Linked DNA regions of Homo sapiens: region 2 is linked to region 1. Evidence: chromatin loops called from intact Hi-C (ENCODE). Cell type or tissue: K562. All regions are shown on one strand. Each heading gives the region's core, and the rest is flanking DNA. Links, peaks and the distances in the headings are about the cores only. Region 1 has its middle 28 kb from the start of LY9. Region 2 overlaps SLAMF1 (signaling lymphocytic activation molecule family member 1).

Region 1 (4,394 bases), core at 328-4,327:
GTTTAGAGCCATATAATTTGTAGTGATAACATAAGGGTAATTAACATACTTGTCATCTCAAACATTTATCATTTCTTTGTGTTGGGAACATTCAATGTCCTCCTTCTAGTTATCTAAAACTGTACATTATTGTTAACTGTAGTCATCCTAGAGTGGTATAGAACACTATAACTTATTCCTCTTATTCCTCCTATCTAGCTATAATTTTGTAATCTTTAACAAGTCCTTCCTTATCCCTCCTCTCTGCGTTTTTGTTCTATTCAGGTCCTCGATAGATGTGTGATGCCTGCCCTCATTGGTGAGGGCAATCTTCTTTACTTCATCTACTGATTCCAATGCTGATGACCTCTGAAAACACCCAGCAACAATATTTTATCTGGTATCTGAGCATCCCTTAGCCCAGTCAAGTTGACACATAAAATTTACCATGACAAGGACCAAGAGTTGTTTTCCCTCTGCCAAGGTAGATCCTGTATAAGGCAGGGACAGCCGCATGGGATAGCTTCCAGAAGGGACAATCCTGGAGCTGAGTTAGTCTGGGAAGAAAGCAAACAAGATGAGGACAGGGAGAGATGAAGGTGAGGCCCAGAGGCTAACCACTAAGATCTCCACTTCAAAGATGGGCAGACAGCAAGGCAAGTGGTTGAGGCAGTTAAGAGGAGACATTGGTGTGGATCCTGGCTCTACTTTAGGGCTGAGGCTACCTAAAGTTTTTGCTTTTGCTCTTCCATGCATACCACCTCCATCCCAAACAAGGCAGAATAAAAAACCAGGGGTGAGCTGGCTTAGAGCACCAGGAAAACGAAAGGAAAGGATGTGTAATTAAAAAGGGGAAAAAGAAGAAAAAACCCATGCTACCCACAGTGGTTAGTCACTAATCTGCATTACTTTCACCACACTGAAAACTTGGAGAGGAGAGAGGAAGAGATACAGAGAGGGGAGGGGGGAGAGAGAGAGAGAGAGAGAGAGAGAGAGAGAGAAAGAGATAGAGAAAGAGAGAGAGAAAGAGAAAAGCAACTCTGGACGTCATGTATCTTCTCTTAGTCCTATGACCATGAGCAAAATGCTTAGTTTCTTGGAACCTCAGTTTTCTCTTCTATAAAATGTGAAAGATACTTTCTACCTCATAGGATTGTAGTGAGATTAAAGGTAAAGATAATCATACACGTAAAGTGTTCAGCAGAGTATAACATCACAGTCCTTCGACAGAAGTTACCTCATCATAAAGAGACTACTGGCTAATTATATAGATTCCATTCAGAACTGAGCCTCTAGAACTTTAAGTATAAAGAGTAACTGAAGACCTGAGAATAGCAGTTAATCATATCATTATAAAGTTGAGGCATATAATAAGAGGCAGCTGACCAGTGCTCACAGATCAAGCAAAGTAGCAAACACTCCCCTCTGTGTCATTCACTCATTCACGCCACCCTTACAGAAGGCTTGTCAGCTATAAGGCTCTGAGCTGTTCCTCCCCTCACTCCTCCGGTGCTCTTTCTAGCTCCTCCTCTTTGCTGTGTTCTCCATGTTCCCTCCCAGTCACTTGCATGCTGGGACCTGTGCATCTCCCCAGGAGCAGAAGCAAGCCTTGCTGAGTCAGGCTGCTAAACGGACTTTCTGGTTCTGGAGGTTCTGCAGGCCCAACTGTCCTGTGGGTACAACTCTGCCTGTCTCCTCCTGGTCAGTTAGGGACCTAGCACAATCCCTCTGATTGCTTGGCTCTGTGGAGAGCCTGTTCCCTGCTCCCATCTCACTTGGACCCAGTGAATTTCATTCATTTCCTGCTTTGCCTGGTCCCTGGATCTGTCTGATGCCTACTGGTCAAGCCCTGGTCTGACTTCCTACCCAGCCTCATACCCTCCAATCCAGGCAGCCTCCTCGCCACTATGACAACCGTAGGGTCTGGAAGGCCCCATGGGAATGTAAGCTTCATAAACGGAGGGAATTTTTGTCTGTTTCCTTCACTTTTCTCTTCCCAGACCTAAATCAGTCCCAAACATCTATTTAAAACTTACACAGAGAATTTTGGAGCTGGAAGAGACTCTAAGGATCATGTAGTCTAACTCCCTCATCTCAGAGAGAGAAAATGAAAGCAAGGTCACAATGCAGGCTGATGGTGACAGGATCCTCCAAGCCACACAGCAAGCCCTGGGTTAGCTCACTGCTGCCTCCTCTTGGCCCAGCTGGCAAACCATGCACATATTCAGCAATTTTACTAGTCTGTTTCTTGTTTTGTTGTCTGTTTTTCAATAAAATATAGAACCTTATGAAAATACCTGCACATTAAGCTTCATGAACACTGAGGAAAACACACAGTATTTCCTCTTCTTCTTCTTCTTCTTTTTTTTTTTTTTTTGAGATGGAGTCTCACTCTGTTGCCCAGGCAGGAGTGCAGTGGTGCAATCTTGGCTCACTGCAACCTTCATCTCCTAGGTTCAAGCAATTCTCCTCCCTTAGCCTCCTGAGTAGCTGAGGAGCTGGGATTACAGGTGTGCACCACTACACCCAGCTAAATTTTGTATTTTTAGTAGAAATGGGATTTCACCATGTTGGCCAGCTGGTCTCAAACTTCTGACCTCAGGGGATCCACCTGCCTCAGCCTCCCAAAGTGCTGGGATTACAGGCATGAGCCACCGCACCCGGCCTTACACACAGTATTTCTGTAGAGTAAAACTGTTGAATGGAATCTGCTTCTTAAAGTCTTCTAAGGGAAGAATATTGAGGTAACATAATCTGAATGAGAGTCTAAAAAGAATACAAGGAAAAGAATAGCTTAGAAGGCAAAATATAAGGCTGTATGAATAGAAAGGAAATAGATACCCCTGAATTTTGTGTCCATTTTTCAATTTCCTTATTGCTTCGAAATTTAAAATAAACATCAGCAGGGATGTGAACTCTCCCTAGCCAAACCCAGAACTGTGGGAAAGGCAAACAGCAATGGATAGGTTGCTTCTCTCACAGAGACTTTCATTCATTCATTCTGTTTTTGTTTTTGTTTTACATTCACTTACTCTGTAAGACAAAGTAGCAAACATAAGAGGCCATGTTTGCTCATTCAGCTGCCAGCAGAATTTCACAAAGCCCCTGACTCAGTGACTGAGGACAGCCCTTCGGAAGGATGCCCTGAAGATGATAAGAAGGATGGAGCCCAGGTTACCACATCTCTTACCTAAATCACTGCATTTTTAGAAAAGATAAATTCAATGATCCTGGCCTTTGTCTTTTTGCTGTACATAAGATAATGGTTGACAGGATTAATCATTATGCCTCTGTAATCTATAACTAGATGTACCCTTGCACCCAAACTTTGGTGAAATTTTGCTCTTACATAACTTTTGAGCACAGGCAGAATGACTGTCACCTTATGTATAAGCTGTAGGCTGAAACACTGCTTTGGAGCAGTCTAACAGAAACTCTCCGAAAGACTCTCCTGGGTTGCCAACCTCAGTAAGACTAAATAAAACTCACTTTAATTCTTTAAAAACTTGGCTTTTCTTTAGTTGACAAGTGTTTCAGCAAGTATTTAGTGAGCACCAACTATGTGCTATGGCCAAGAAGCAGGGATGGATAAAGCATGACCCCTAACTTCAAAGAGCTCACAACCGATGGAAAAACAAATGGGTCAAGAAGCAACTTGACACAGATTGAGCCAGATGGAGAAAGGTCAATGAGTCCCCTCGAGGAGAAAGAAAAGCAAGGTCATAACACAGAGACATGTGTAGTGACCGTGGGGCTTTAATGGCTGTACTTTGGGGTGTGGAGAGAGTGGGTAAAACTACAGAGATGCCAGATTGTAGCAATCTGTTTACTTTTCGGCTAAGAAAAATGAAGGGGGCTTTTCCAACAATTTGTTTTTGCATAGTCTGAACTGTCAACTTACTCTTTCATAGGGTGGTAATCGATCTGCTCCTAAGGGTCATTAGTCGTTTCCTCCTCTTTCAACCTGTTCTCACCTCCTCCTGTCACACAGCAAGGGCATCTGGCAGCACCAAGGCAGGAAGCCTTCAGATACATACAGTTCATACTTCACACCTAAAACAATTTCCAGTAGACACTCACTTCCCTGGCTTTTTGTGGGTAAGTGGCAGGATTTGAGCTCTTCTCTTCTAGTGCAATCTCAGAGCTTTCAGTATCTTGGGACCTTTTCCAGCAGGCATTAGCTTCTCTATCTTGGGACCCTTTCCAGCAGGCATTAGCTTCTCATTTTGCTACCCCGAAGTTAGGGGCCAGGAGATGAAGCATTCCACTCCTACAAAATGCTGGTGACTTGAAGAGCTCAAAAACAGGCATTGTACTAATTCTTCCTTCTCCTTCACATTCAGACGGCAGGCTGCCGCCCAAGAGTTAAGGGGTTCTGGTTCTCTTCAGACGCAAAGAGTGAATAGTGCTCTGTG
Region 2 (4,394 bases), core at 90-4,089, 140 kb before region 1:
AGGGGCCTCCAGCCTGATAGCTGGCAAGAAGTTGCCTTCTGGATTTGAAAAGATTCTTTTTCTCCTTAGGCCTTTCACACATCAAGTTAGCCCAAGGAATCTCACTGAACTGACTTTGCAAACACCTTGGTTATAGGTTCTATCCCCTAAATTAAATGTTTTAATTTTGCCAGATACCAACTTCAACAGTCTTATGCTCTGATTAAAAAAAAAAGTTAGGAGGCAGGCAGAGAGTTCTGAATTTGTATAAAGCATGACATTTTGAATCATTGCTGATGCTGGAGGAAGGAGCAGCTCCACTCTGAGTGACTTATGGTCACTGAGAACCCTCTGTGCAGGAGTGTGTGTGTGTGTGTGTGTGTGTGTGTGTATGTGTGTATGTGTGTGTTTGAGACAGATTGATTCATTCAAGGTTTATGATATCGACACTAGGAACCACTGGAGAAATCACTCTAATACTAGGATAAGAAGCAAAGCCAGTAGCCTGAACTTTGTGTTTCGTCAGCCTATGGAACTGATCCAGCAAACCATTATAGTAGCACTTACTATTTTGACTAGTTCCTCTTTCTTCTTCTATCATAGATACTTTGGGAACTTCCAATACAACAACTGATTTGAGAAGAAACACCCCCACCATTTATATCATTTTAAAAGATAATATTTCTTTCCAATTTCACTTGAGATTAAAAAAATAAAACCAACAGACAAAGTAGTACCTCTGAACTGGAAAATAAAAGACAAAACTGCACCAGTAATGCCTGGTGAGTCAGCCTCCTCTCCCTCGCGCCCGACGCCGGTTGCTCTGCTGCCCACCAACTCACAGAAACTAACGATGACTGGGTGCAGCACCAAGGCTTCAGGACATGACAACGCCGGCCCTCTCTATCTTTTCTAGGGTCTCTAGAGGATGAAAGCAATCTGCTACCTTTGTCCTATGACAAGCTTCTGCCAGTCCATCTAGATCTGAGAGACAAGTTGGCCATGGTCCTGAAAGATATTTCATAAACTCTAATTTTTTTCCTCATCTTTGGATACAAATATGAATCATAGACCTTTTTAACCTTAAGGGAACTATAGTATAGTGCTTATTTCACCCAACCCACTAATTTTATTTTGAGGACACTGAGACACAGACAGGAGTATCCAGAGTCATAGAAAAAGTCAGTGGCAGAGCTGGATAAGATGGGAACTGCAGATTTTGTGGTTTGTGCTTTAGCCTCTGGAGATGCGGTCCCCATAAAGAAGGCAGTAGTGATGTCAAAGCCCTTTTGACTCAAACCTTTTGAGTCAAAAGCCCTCTGAGCAGCCAACCCATCCTTCATCATCCTCCATCCAACACATGCTCATTCCTGGCCCCAGGCTCCACTCCATACTCTCCTTCCTGCTGCACCCTAAGCTGTCCACCATGCCTGCCTAGCCTTGATGCCCAGGCCAATCTTCCTTTCTTTGTGTCACCTTTCCTGACCATCCCAGCTCTTGTTCTTCCCTGTCCCTTGGACTCCTGCAGCACCTGTGGTTTATGTCATGTATCTTAGAACCTGAGTTTTGGCAACATCATCTTTACCATGCAGACCATTTTCAGTGATGGTATTTGGAGCCAGATAGATAAGTTCAAATTCTGGGTCTACCACTTGATAGCTCTGTGACTACAGATAAGCTACTCATACCCTCTGTGGCTTCAACTTCCTCATCTGTAAAATGAGCATAACAATAAGTTCACAGTGTTGTTCTGAGAAACCCATATAGTAATGTATGGAAAGTGCCTAGAGCAATATCTGGAATCCATCATGTGGTCAGTAAGTGTCAATTACTTCTGCTAGCCTCAATTCTCCAAATAGTTGCTAGGTTCTAGGAGGCCAGAGACCATCTCTTACACTACTTTAACAGCTCTCTTAGTACTCAGTACATAATAGAGTCTCAGTAAATTCTTGTTGATTGATTGGAAAGACAAGAAAATGAGTTTGATCTTAAGTCCAAAGGAGTCTCTTCACCAGTGTCCAGAGATGCTTCAGTCCCATCTGTTCTTTACTTATGGCTTAGTTTCCCTACCTGTATAGTAGGCCCAAGTATTTTTATACTTGGTGCTCATCCATTTGTTGCTATTCTTTAATTATATTTACATGGAAATCAAATGTCAGAGACCCCATGCTCTTAGAAATTTGGATAAGTATGAAAAAAGTGCTACTATTACAGTTTGTTCAGGTCAAGCTGCACATGATTTCTGTAATTTCTGGGAGTAATTTCCTCATGGTTCTCTAAGTCTTTGCTCCTATAACTCTGCTTGCTCTACTCTGTGCTTCCTTGGGTGCAAGGTTTAGTCACTTCATCAGTGATATGGTTTGGCCACGCCCCCACCCAAATCTCACCTTGAATTGTAATAATCCCCATGTGTCAAGGGTGGGGCCAGGTGGAGATAATTGAATCATGGGGTGGTTTCCCCCATGTTGTTCTCATGGGAGTGAATAAGTCTCACAAGATCTGATGGTTTTATAAATGGGAGCTCCCCTGCACAAACTCTCTTGCCTGCTGCCACGTAAGACATGATTTTGCTCCTCATTCGCCTTCAACCATGATTGTGAGGCCTCTCCAGCCATGTGGAACTATGAGCCAATTAAACCTCTTTCCTTTATAAATCACCCAGTCTCAGGTATGTCTTTATTGGCAGGATGAGAGCGGACTAATACAATCAGTTTCCACAAACAAACCAAAAAAACTTTTTTTTAAAAACTTACACCAATAATTTTGTGGGTTTAAGTTCTCTGCTGAAGATTGAAGGGTCCCAGGGAGCAAATTCCATTGTGAACCAGGCAGCTTTCACCACCTAGCAGGTTCAGACTCTCTCTTTCTCTTCCCATTTCTGCACAAGTATCATCTTCCTCCATTCTCATACAGAACCATCCAACCCACACCCAGATTCCTGGGGGGTCTCCACCTGCCTTCTAGCATTTATTAAGGTACTATCATAAACAAATACAATTCCTTTTCAAAGAGGAATTCTAGTAGCAGTTCCTTGATTATAATATGTTTCTTTAAATATTATATTTTTCTAGCTAGTAAGATGTAGAAGTCCCACTTTGATTGCAAATTCCATGAAGGTAGGCCCTGTACCTTATTCTTTATTTGTATCCTCCATTCCACCGGAAACAATATAGGGCAGGAGGGCACTCAATATGCACTCGATGAACTAAGTTAAATTAAATGAGAGTCCACAAAAATGGATCTAGAAAAAGACTGTCACGTAGCTTTCTGTTTAAAAATTACCAGAAGGAATGCAGGGTCACCTGCTGAATGGCCCAAGGCAGGAATCAAAGGGAAGGAGAAGTGACCCACTTGGCTTATACTTTACAATAACAAGATGGAGCCAGGAGGCAAGTGTGTGTCTGTGCCATCGGCGCTTCACCTGTGCTCCCATTTTCAAACCACCATTTCCTGTGGCAGAAGCTCCAGCTCTTCTTCTCTTTGCTCAGTCATGTAGTGAGGCCTCTCTGGATGGTGATGCTGAGAAATCAAAGTTGTCTTGGGGTCTAGAAGCTCCTGACTCCTTCATTCACAAAGAAATGCTACCTGAACATTTCTGAACCAGAGGTTTGGAACTCCCCCTACTCCCGAGGCTCTTAGAGGCGGCCGAGCAGGCTGGTCAATAACTCACATGCCATTTGGGAAGAGTGCTTTGCTCGAGTCTCCACCCTGGGCCCTCTCCACCTATTGTCTGTGGTTTAAACGTGATAACTTGGCAGACAGTCACACATCCAAGGAAAAAGCCAGAGGGCGTTTTTTTTCTTGTCTCTGAAAGTGTTGTCACAGAAACACAGAAGCGTGTCTCTCTCTCTCTCTCTCTTCTCAAGTCCCAAAATCTTATTATTAATATTTTTTTTAGGGAAGATGAAAAAGAAAACTAAAAAGAATCTGAGAAACAAATGCAGTTCACCTAGGAGATACTGCGACGTTAGCGTAACGGTGGGAGCGTGCCGGATCTCCTTCCTGCCTTTCATGTGGTTCTGTCAGCAAAGGCTGCCATCTTCAAGAGATACATTCTTGTTCGTGGCAGTTTCCATTCAGAACTGGGGGTGGGGAAGGATCCTCATGAACCATATACTAATTTAAGTTCTGGGACCATCCAAGTAAACATTTTTACGGAGTTCACAGCTTCCAGAAAAATCACTTACAACCTGCCTATCCCACCCAGCATTGCAGAGGCTACTAGCTCCAGTGAGATTGCGCTCATGCTTTCGTGGTAATACGAGTCTTTTCTGGGCATGTAGCTGCTCAGCTAGGAGCTATGTGTCTCAGCTTCCCTTATAGCGGGTGTGGCCCATGACCAGGCTCTGGGCTGTGCAAAGTTTCCAGGTTTTTCCTTTCCACCATTGTTTTTACGCTCGCTAAATTGGGAAGAC

Evidence for each region. Hi-C counts contacts between places; a loop is a spot of excess contacts. Peaks named below come from ENCODE experiments on the same cell type or tissue, not always from the same donor. Only the 100,000 strongest peaks of a DNase experiment are listed, where the experiment ranks them.
Region 2: a loop joins it to region 1, with 2.1 times the contacts of the local background. A loop is called at or near these places in 6 of 110 quality-filtered maps.

What each region holds. Positions count from the first base shown.
Region 1 is chr1:160,766,344-160,770,737 of GRCh38, forward strand. No RefSeq gene overlaps it. Among named protein-coding and RNA genes, the nearest start is that of LY9, 28 kb to the right of the region's middle. RefSeq lists enhancers at 1,600-1,649, 1,680-2,129. In K562, for the core only: a CTCF peak has its summit at 2,166; a DNase peak (open chromatin) is centred at 2,138.
Region 2 is chr1:160,625,485-160,629,878 of GRCh38, forward strand. The region is part of intron 3 of SLAMF1 (signaling lymphocytic activation molecule family member 1); the gene reads right to left. Among named protein-coding and RNA genes, the nearest start is that of SLAMF1, 19 kb to the right of the region's middle. RefSeq lists enhancers at 1,816-1,865, 4,176-4,265. In K562, for the core only: no CTCF peak of the experiment used is centred there; DNase peaks (open chromatin) are centred at 817 and 1,707.